2 separate regions of the Homo sapiens genome follow, and region 1 is linked to region 2. The links are chromatin contacts, found by Hi-C or POLR2A ChIA-PET in ENCODE. All regions are on one chromosome and are shown on one strand. The core of a region is the stretch at or near the end of the contact, and the rest is flanking DNA. Distances in the headings are between cores, read along the strand shown.

Region 1 (5,056 bases), core at 1,334-3,833, 79 kb before region 2:
TTAATTAGAGTTTTGGGCATTTTCTTCTGTTTCCTGTGTTATCTCTGTTTCCTTTGAGTTTCTTGTTTTTCTTACTGGCTTTTCATTTCACTTTTAATGTTTTTTTCTCTCTGTCACCCCGGCTGGAGTACAGTGGTATGATCATAGCTCAGTATAACCCCAAATTCCTGGGCTCAGGTGACCCTCTTGCCTCAGTCTCCTTGGTAGCTAGAACTACGGGCATGTGCCACCACTCCTGGTTCATTTTAAAATTTTTTGTAGAGATGGTGTCTCCGTATGTTGCCCAGGCCGGCGTTGAACTCCTGGGCTTAAGCGATCCTCCTGCTTCAACCCCCCAAAGTTCTTGGATTACAGGTGGGAGCTACCACACCTTTCCTGTTTGTTTAGATGTCTGACTTTCACAGTGTAGATGTTCCTTAAATTCCTGGTGATGCCTGAATTTCGTTTTCATATTGAAATGAATCTTACAAGGTTCAGAAGAGCTTATTGGATACTGTGTGCCTGAGTAGCGCTGCTCATGGACTGGGGAGCTTCCCTGTGGAGTGGTCGGATGTTTGAGCCAGTTCCTCAAATATCAGTATCTCTCCGGAGGTTTTCCTCTGGGGCCATTCCTTCTCAGAGAAGAATCTCCTAATCTCCTGTGTAGGGGATGTAAACCTGGGTGCTGGCATTCTGGGAGCCAGGTGGGCAAGGGTCACGGGCTCTTACCATTCAGTGCACGAAGTTTAGCTTTTGCCTTCTGCTTTTCAGTCTGATGTCTCATCTCTTCTCCCTTCCAAGCTGTGGCTCCCAGGGTTGAGAATATGAAGATCAAACTTTTCAGTGTGGATTCTGTAGGCTGGAAATAAGGCGATCCCTTTTCTGCCTGTCGTAAAGGTCACAGCCGACACTCCTATACCAAAAGACAGATTAACAAGAGTAAGCCATATCAAATTTAGTTAATCATAGCCTTATGTGACACAAGAGCCTTTGGAATGAAGACCTAAAGATACAGAGAAAGCTATCCATTTTTATGCTTAGGTTTGATGCATAATGGATAGTTGTGTAGAGCGGTGATTGGACAAGGAGAGAATGACCCCAGCAAGGCCTGACCGTTCAGATTCTTCCTGGCCTCTCTGAGTGGCATTCTTTCACTCCAGGTAGGGGGTAGACCTCCCCTGGAATGAGGGTCTTATGACCTACTATCAGACAAGGTAAATCAGAGAATTTCTTGCACAGAAAGGTGGGGATGGAGGGGAAGGTTAGAGATGTATTTCTAGGTTTTACGGCTGACTCTCGGGGAGAGGGGTTCTGGTTTCTATGTCCTTCTTTGGGGAAGAGGAATTCTAGTTTCTATGGCTTGCCTCGAGGGCAAATGAGGGGGTGAGAGACAGGAGAGCAGGAGAAAGTCAGAGAGGGACTTTGCTTCTGGGGCTACTTCTGAAGCATCCACTTTGTTGTATTGTTTCCTGAGCCCCAACTAGTCTAACTAAATTCCCACACGTCATCCCCACTTTCTCCGTATCTGATGCCTCTGATTCCTGAGCCTTCTTAGGATTCAGTGGGGTGAATGCATTTGATTCTGCTCCGTTCTCCCCTCTGCCGGAATTTTTGAGTGTCAGCTTTCCTCCTTCTGCCTGAGTTCATCTGTCACTCTTCCATATACCCTCAGTCTTCCAGAAATTACTCCATCTTTCTCATCTGCTGGGTCTCCTCTCCCTTTCTCATTGTCCCTGTGGGTTAACGTTAACTCTCCCAGGGCCAAAAGGATGACTTGCACGTCTTCAGTTTGCTTACAGGGCAAACATGAAGGCTTAAGAATCATTCATTGATTGGTTTGCCCATCTCCATAATCATTGAAATACTCTGCCCTTTTTCCATTTTTGAGCTTAAAAAAAAAATGTTCTCTATTGTGTGTCATTGGCAGGTGGGTAGATTCAAATGGTAACATCGACTTGGTGCCATATCCAACTCTTAGTAGGTTCCTTCTCCTTTCGGCTGCTTAGATGCCCAGGAAACCTGGGGCCTGCCCGGCATCAGTCCCTCCCCTGTGCCAAGCACTGCTGCCCTCTTTGGCCAAGCTGCCTTGTTTCCAAACTGTTCAGAAAGGAGGAGTCAGGAGGGGAAGTTGGGACAGCTCTGAGGTGCCTGAAGGGGCTGAGTTTCTCTTCCTCTCCTAAGCAGAAACAGGGTGCTCTTAAAATAGCCTTTGGAGCTTTGTGATGTGAATACAACCACACAGCCCTTCTCAGAATTTGCTTATTATGGAAAATAAAAATCACTAGGAATAGGCACCCCCCGCCCCCCCGCCCCCAATTCATTCTCATGGCTGATTTTAAGAAGCTGCATCTTGACTGTTGCTAGGTGGTTTCAGGGTAGAAAGCATCCAACTTCCAGTCCTGGGCTGCCTTCACAGCATTTCAGATTCATGCTGCATGGTGCGGCCGCAACTGTTCGCCTATAGACCTCGGCTGGGTGTGCTTTTTCTTCTTCTTCCCCTTATGCAGTCGAAGCAGGGAATAGGAAATGTTTCTGAGGCCTGGCATGGGCTGTGGGATTCTCAAATTGTGAGGACTACCACGACCAGGCTCAAGGAACTGGTGGTGCCTTCTGCCATCTTGAGATTTTTCAAAATGAGACTGATTTGACTTTTATCAATGATTTGATTTTGTGGAAGTTATTAAAGGTTCTGACAAGTTTATTGTGTTTTTAAGTGACTCACACCTGTAGGTAAATCTGAAATGCTTTTGTAAGTCTGGGTAGTGGTCTGGAGAGAAGGGTGTGTCTTTTCTAGATATTAGGAAAACACATCATCTCATACAAGGGCAAGAGTGTTTTGGTCTCATGATCTGGGAGTGCACATGGTAAACAGCTGTGCTGGTTAATTATTATCAGAAAAAAAAATGACTGCAGTTCAAATATTTAATTTTTTTTTGGTAGATGTTTCCCGACCTTGACTTGGTTTATAGTTAATAATACCATACAGCAAGTCACTAGATTTGTGGCATATGTTTTGCAACTAGTTAATCTTTGAGGGCACACTAAGAAGTTGCATGGTGAGAAGCTAGACATTGTACACCCTTTAAAAGATGTGTGTTTGATTAGGTTTCACAAAATTCCAGGCTAGAAGTATTTCAGTCATGGGAACTAGATGGCCCAGTTGTCTGGGTATTAAAGTGTCCCAAAATCATTGTTTTTCAGAGGAGCGTTGGCTTTGCCCCTGGGTATCTAACGCCTTGGGTTTCCATCTTTGCCAAATCCTTCTTCATGAAGACAGCAGCCCTACCCCTGCTATGTCTTAAATCACATATCTTCATACTTAACTAGCTATATAGGAGAGCTACCATCCAGGTACTGACCAGGAGTTTAACCACAAATATACTGCTACCCAACACCTTTCCAGTATTTGGTTGGGCATGGTGATATCTGTGGAGGATTGCTGGTTGTCTGACCTGTTCCTGAATTTAACCTGGCCATTAGTGAGCTCTCTACGTAACATGATGTTAGCCTAGAGCACTCCCTGAATTGTCCTTTATCTTGGTGCTATCGGGCGGTGTTGATGGTTGTTAAGTTGCTGGATGCTGAAACAGAAAAGCTGACAAACACCCATTGCTGAATTTTTACTTTACCCAAGTCACGATTCCTGGGCTTTTTTTGTCCTATATTAGGTGATTCTTGCATTGCTATAAATACCTGAGACCGGGTAATTTATAAGAAAAGAAGTTTAATTGGCTCACGGTTCTGTAGGCTGTACAGGAAGCATGATGCTGGCGTCTGCTTGGTTTCTGGGGAGGCTTCAGGAAATGTACAGTCATGGCAGAAGGCAAAGGGGGAGCAGGCATGTCACATGGCCTGAGCAGGAGCAAGAGAGAGAGGGAGGAGGTGCCACACACTTACAAATGACCAGGTCTTGCGAGAAGTCACTATTGTGAAGATTGCACCAAGAGGATGGTGCTAAACCTTTCATGAGAAATCCATCCCCATGATCCAGTCACCTCCCACCAGGCTCCATCTCCAACACTGGGGATTACAATTTGACATGAGATTTAGAGGGGACACAGATCCAAACTATATCAGATGCTAAAACAAAAAAGCCCCCATATGCCCATTGCTCTATCTGTTAATTTACCCAAAATTATGATTCCTGGGCTTTTTTTTTTTTTTTTTTTTTTCTGAGACAGAGTCTTACTCTTTCACCCAGGCTGGAGTGCAGTGGTGTGGTCTCAGCTCACTGCAACCTCTGCCTACCAGGTTCAAGCAGTTTTCCTGCCTCAGCCTCCTGAAAGCTGGGATTACAGGCACATGCCACCACACCTGGCTAATTTTTGTATTTTAGTAGAGACGAGGTTTCCCCATATCGTCCAGGCTGGTCTCAAACTGCTGACCTCAAGTGATCTGCCCGCCTCTGCCTCCCAAAGTGCTTGGATTACAGGCATGAGCCACTGTGCCCGGCCTGATGCCTGAGCTTTTTTCCCCGGAGATAAATGTTGCTTCTCCCACACAGTGGTTTAAATTTTTTTTCAATTTCGTTGCCTTTACATGAGGCATACACCCTCTAGATGACCCCAGTCCTTATCGTTCTCTATCATCTGACACTGGCTTCGCTCAGTTTCTTTGTCTGCCTGGCTCCTGTGGGCATTTGAATTTGCAAATCCTGCTTTAGACAGTGTAATTTTATGTATTAACTTGGCTAGGCCACAATACCCAGGTATTTGGTCAAACACCAGTCTAGATGTTGCTGTGAAGGGATTTTCTAGAAGAGATTAACATTTAAATTGGCAGTCGTTGAATAAAGCGGATTACCCCCCATAATGTGGGTGGGCCTCACCTAATCAGTCGAAGACCCCAAGAGAAAAAGACCGGGGTTCCCCCGAAAAAGAGGAAATTTTGCCTTCACAAGAAAAAGGAAATTTTGCCTTCACACGGCCTCTGGACTTGAACTGCAACATCAGCTCTTCCCTGGGTCTCCAGCCTGCCAATGTACCCTTTGGAGTCACCAGCCCCTGTAATTGTGCAAGCCAGTTCTTTAAAAGAGATCTCTATAAATGTCTGTACATCTGCTGGTTCTGTTTCTCTT
Region 2 (5,144 bases), core at 1,598-4,097:
ACTAAAAACAAAACAAAACAAAACAAAAAAATTGGCTGGGCATGGTAGTGTACACCTGTAGTCCCAGCTGCTCAGGAGGCTGAGAGCTATGATTGGGCCACTGCACTCCAGCCTGGGCCACAGAGTGAGACCCTGTCATGAAAAATAAAAAAAAAGAAAGAGGGAAGAAAAGAAACAGGATGGGACTGTGGAAATCACATTTGGGAAGTGGTTTGGGAAAGCTGTGACTACCTAGTTTCTTTCTTTCTTTTTCTTTTTTTTTTTTTTTTTTTCCTGAGATGGAATCTCACTCTGTTGCCGAGGTTGGAGTGCTGGAGTGCAGTGGCGCGATCTCGGCTCACTGCAACCTCTGACCCCCGAGTTCAAGCAATTCTCCTGCCTCAGCCTCCCAAGTAGCTGGGATTACAGGCACCTGCCACTGCGTCCGGCTAATGTTTGTATTTTTAGCAGAGACAGGGGTTTCACCATCTTGGCCAGGCTGGTCTTGAACTCCTGACCTCGTGATCCACCCACCTCGGCCTCCCATAGTGCTGGGATTACAGGCATGAGCCACCACACCCAGCCTAGTTTCTTTCTTATATTTCACTCATCACTCTTGACATGTGAAAGTCTGCCCCCACACCACCTGACAGTACTTGCTTCACAGTTCCAATGGGGATCAGAACATTCCACCCCAAAATATGTCTCTTTGACACATTGATTATTTTGAGCTGAAGGCAGTTGAGAAACAGCAGTTGTGCGGTAGGGCTCTCTGTCCTGCCCCTTTTTACCTAAAAGCAAGGCATAAATTCTCCATGAGAAAGATGGCCTCCCCGTACCGGGAAGAGGAGAACATTCTTATCATTGGAGTTAGGGAGCAGATGCTGAGATGAGTCTGTACAAACAAACCTTACTAGAATAACTCTTATCTTCCGTGGGTTTCCCTCATATATTTCCTAGTCACTTTCCCACAATTTTCTGCCCCTAGCCCAAACCCTCTTTTCCTTTGTCTTGTCCAATCTCCACAATTTACTTCTCTTTGTTAAAATGGTATATTTAACCGCTTCCTTGTGGTTTTCACGTCTTTCTATAAAGCCCCTCTCCCTACCCTATGCCGTGTAAAAATGTTAACATCAAATAATTATTCGTATGCGTTTTCTACTGTTAATCTTTTATCAGTTCAATTCACAGGTCCCAGCCATAGAACCTAGAGAAAAAGTCTCTTCCCCTTCAGTTCCCAAGCTGCTGGTCATACTGCCCCTCACTATGGCTTCATGTCCTGCTCTGGAGGGTCACAGAGAAGGTCGTTTGTTGTAGGGAAAGAGCTGAGAACAGCGGTGTGCCCTCTGAGAAAGCAGCAAACTGTCCTTTTTGCCTCTAAGGGTCTGTACTTATGGTTTGGCCACGTCCCCACCCAAATCTCATCTTGAATTGTAGTTCCCTTAATCCCCATGCATCATGAGAGGGACTAGGTGGAGGTAAGTGAATCAGGGGCAGTTTTCCCCATCCTGTTCTTGTGATAGTGAGTGCTCATGAGATCTGATGGTTTTATAAGAGGCTTCCTCCTTTGCTGGGCACTTATTCTTCTTGTTCCTGCCATTATGTGAAGAAGGACGTGTTTGCTTCACCTTCAACCATGATTGTAAGTTTCCTGAGGCCTCCCCAGCCCTGCAGAACCGTGAGTCAATTAAACTTCTTTTCTTTATAAATTACCCAGTCTCGGGTATGTCCTTTTAGCAGTGTGAGAATGGACTAATACAATACTCTTCATATCAGGACTGCAAAGACCACTGAGCACAGGTTAATTCAGGTGCAGTCCTGTAGGGGGTAACCTCAAGGCTTCAGGGCAAGTTGGTCTTGGAGTAAATGTGAGTTAAAATGTGAGTTATAAACCAGGCAGGTCGGCTGGATGCAGTGGCTGGAGCCCATGAGACCAGCCTGGGCAACACAGTGAAACCCTATCTCTACAAAAAAATTTTTAAAGTTAGCTGAGTGTAGTAGTGCACGCCTGTAGTCCTAGCTACTCAGGGGGCTTAGGTGGGAGGTTTGCTTGAGCCCAGAGGTTGAGGCTGCAGTGAGCCATGATTATACCATTGCACTGCAGCCTAAGCAGCAGAGAGAGACTGTCTCAAAAAAGAAAGAAAGAAAGAAAGAAAGAAAGAAAGAAAGAAAGAAAGAAAGAAAGAAAGAAAGAAAAGAAAGAAAAGGAAAGAAAAGAAAGAAAGAAAGAAAGAAAGAAAAGAAAGAAAGAAAAGAAAGAAAGAAAGAAAGAAAGAAAGAAAGAAAGAAAGAAAGAAAGAAAAGAAAGAAAGAAAGAAAGACACCAAGCAGGTCTTTTGAGATGCTTTACCGCTGGGATGATTGGAATATGAGTTGGGGAACCTTCTGGACACTCATGAACGCCTGCATTGGTCAGGCATGCACTTTTGTAATGGAACAGGAGAAGAAGCCTTTGGGAAAAGGCAGGGGGTGATGAATTTGGTTACTGTTTTCTTTTCTTTGAGATGGAGTCTCACTCTGTCACCCAGGCTGGAGTGCAGTGGTGTGATCTCAGCTCACTGCAACTTCCGCCTCCCGGGTTCAAGTGATTCTCATGCCTCAGCCACTAAAGTAGCTGGGATTTACAGGCGCACACCACCACGCTTGGCTAATTTTTGTATTTTTAGTAGGGCCGGTGTTTCACCATGTTGGCCAGGGTGGTCTTGAACTCTTGACCTCAAGTGATCTGCTGGCCTCGGCCTCCCAAAGTGCCGGGATTACGGTGTGAGCCACCGTGCCTAGTCTGGGTACTCTTTTCAGTCTACAGTCTCTGAACTCTGACAACTTCCTGTCGCTCTGAGTGTGACTGTGCTTGTGGTTCCTCTGAGAGTCGAGGTGGAGCTACCCACCCCCTCTCCACACTGGTCTCATGTGTGATCGGAGCTGTGTGCTGGGGAGATGCACAGTCAGGTTAGAGGGCAGCTTGGGTCCTGGAGCTGCAATGGACACACACCCCTCTCTGCTTAGCTGTGGCTGCCCTCAGTGCATATGCAGGGCTGGCTCCCTGGCAGATCTGACTTTCTCTGGTTCTGTGGCTGTCATAAGATTTATTCAGAATCCCTCTTATGAGTTTTGGAACTGAAGCTGTTCTCAAACCAGTCGCAGATTCTACTTGTTAAGAGAAGCAATGTATACAGAATATCGGCAGTTAGGAGGCATGCGTGGGTTCCAGTCCCAGTCTCACTGGCAGTGAGACCTTGAGCAAGTCACTCAACTTCCCTGAGCCTCAGGGTTTTCATGTGCATCATGGAGGAATTCTCCTTCCTGCCTCCTGCTTTTCTCTAATCTTCCCCCATGGTGAGAGGCCTCTCCCAGGAGGAGGTCTGCCTGCTGATATCTATCCGCCTCTCATCCATGTGGGTTCTATGGGGAGGAAGGGGGAATTCCATTAAGCTGACTGGTGAATGAGAGCTGGGAAACATGGGGAACATGCCCTTCTTCATGGGAAACATGCCCTTCTCCATGATGTCCATACTTGCATGACAGGATAAAACTATCTCCTGCAATCTGCCACAATGGGTCATTTTGAAATCTCGAAGAAGTCATTTATTCAGATTAAAACTATTTATAGCAGATGTAAGCAAACAATTCATTGGTGTCCTTGAGATTGATGGTTGGCACTTTACAGTTTTCATTAAAAGTTAAACTCTTTCTTCATTCAGCAAATATTTCAGTGCCCATTATGTGTCCTGTACTGGGATACAGCAGTGAATGAGACAGACCAGATCCTTGCCCTCTTGGGGCTGGCATCCTAGTGGGGAGATGGACAATGCTGGGCGTGGTGGATCATGCCTGTAATCCCAGCACTTTGGGAGGCCGAGGCGGGCAGATCACCTGTGGTCAGGAGTTCAAGACCAACCTGGCCAACATGGCGAAATCCTGTTTCTACAAAAAATATAAAAATAAGCCAGGCGTGGTGGTGGGCACCTGTAATCCCACCTACTTGGGAGGCTGAGTCAGGAGAATTGCTTGAACCCAGGAGGTGGAGGTTGCAGTGAACTGAGATCATGCCACTGCACTCCAGCCTGGGCAATAGAACAAGACTCCATCTTAAAACAAACAAACAAACAAACAACAACAAAAAAAACTGTATATAATTTGCAAATAGTGGTAAGTGCTATGGATAAAGATGAAGCAGGGAACAAGGTCCAGGAGATGCAAGCATGGGTGCTATAACTTTGACCCAGAGGGCAGGGCAGATTCCTTCACTGATGGAGGGGAGGGAAAGGCAGGTCGATGCTCAGCCAGTGTGGAGGTACTGATAGGGACCTGGTCCACTCCAAGACTATCAGGGAGGTCAGGGTGGGTGGAACAGAGTGAGAGGGAGGGAAGTAGGAGATGAGCTCAGAGCAGTATCAGTGGGGGTAGAGCGGAGGCTGGGGGTAGATAGCAGGTGATGTAAAACTGGTGGGAGGGTGTCCAGGGAGGTGATATGACATCCCTCCACAGGGCCAATCCATAGCGATTGTTTTATTCTTTGCCACATGCAAAGCCTGTCATGTGGAAGGCAGGAAAGGCCTAAAATCATAAGGGCACAGTGGTGCTGTTCCAGATCCTGTTCCTCAGTGCATGGTCCCAGGGCCAGCAGCACTGGCATCTCCTGAGTGCTTGTTAAAAATGCAGAATCTCAGCCCTACCACACACCTGCTGGATCGAAACCTGCATCTCACAGGGCCTGCAGGTGATCCATGGCCCACGAACATTGGAGAAGCAATGGTCTGGAGTCATCTGTGACTTTGGGCATCAGAAGCCCTGGGGGCTGCTCAAAACATGTCTACTTCATTGCCTGCTGGCCTCAGTTTTCTTGTAGTTTCACCTGCAAGGAGATGAGAATGATGCTGACATTCTCTGCTCTGCCCAAGCTCTTCGGCTTTTCTGAGCGAGTGCCACTTTCAACACCGCTTTCCCCATCCATCAGACCAATCTCTCTCTGGGGTGGTGTAGACTGGGAAGGTGCCTCTGGGAGCTGATACTCTGGCTCTGTGGAATTTCTAGGCTGTCTTTCTTCAGTGTGCTCAGAGAAGATGTTCTTTCCTCATAGTAGAGTATTACAAAGTCTATATTGTGACAGGGAACGGTGCTGCCTTCTCTGTGTGCACATAATGCCACTCCTCCGTTCAGCAGGG

Evidence for each region. A loop is a pair of places that touch in the nucleus more often than their neighbours do. ChIA-PET counts read pairs that join two places held with the same protein, here RNA polymerase II (POLR2A). Pooled maps may share reads with other maps.
Region 1: a loop to region 2 is called in a pooled map, with 4 times the contacts of the local background. The contact joins two enhancer-like sites. A Hi-C loop is called at or near these places in 1 of 168 maps with a recorded cell type or tissue (posterior vena cava), 3 of 37 single-sample maps with no recorded cell type and 9 of 50 pooled maps. POLR2A ChIA-PET finds 5 or more read pairs at or near these places in 3 of 52 experiments (CD4-positive, alpha-beta T cell, OCI-LY7 and WTC11).

The regions. Positions count from the first base shown.
Region 1 is chr14:89,586,963-89,592,018 of GRCh38, reverse strand. It overlaps a transcript of FOXN3 not described here. Among named protein-coding and RNA genes, the nearest start is that of FOXN3-AS2, 13 kb to the right of the region's middle. Within about 2 kb of position 2,583, at least 6 of the 41 ENCODE cell types and tissues checked have a DNase peak (open chromatin) inside an H3K27ac peak, as active enhancers do.
Region 2 is chr14:89,508,279-89,513,422 of GRCh38, reverse strand. It overlaps a transcript of FOXN3 not described here. Among named protein-coding and RNA genes, the nearest start is that of FOXN3-AS2, 65 kb to the left of the region's middle. Within about 2 kb of position 2,847, at least 9 of the 41 ENCODE cell types and tissues checked have a DNase peak (open chromatin) inside an H3K27ac peak, as active enhancers do.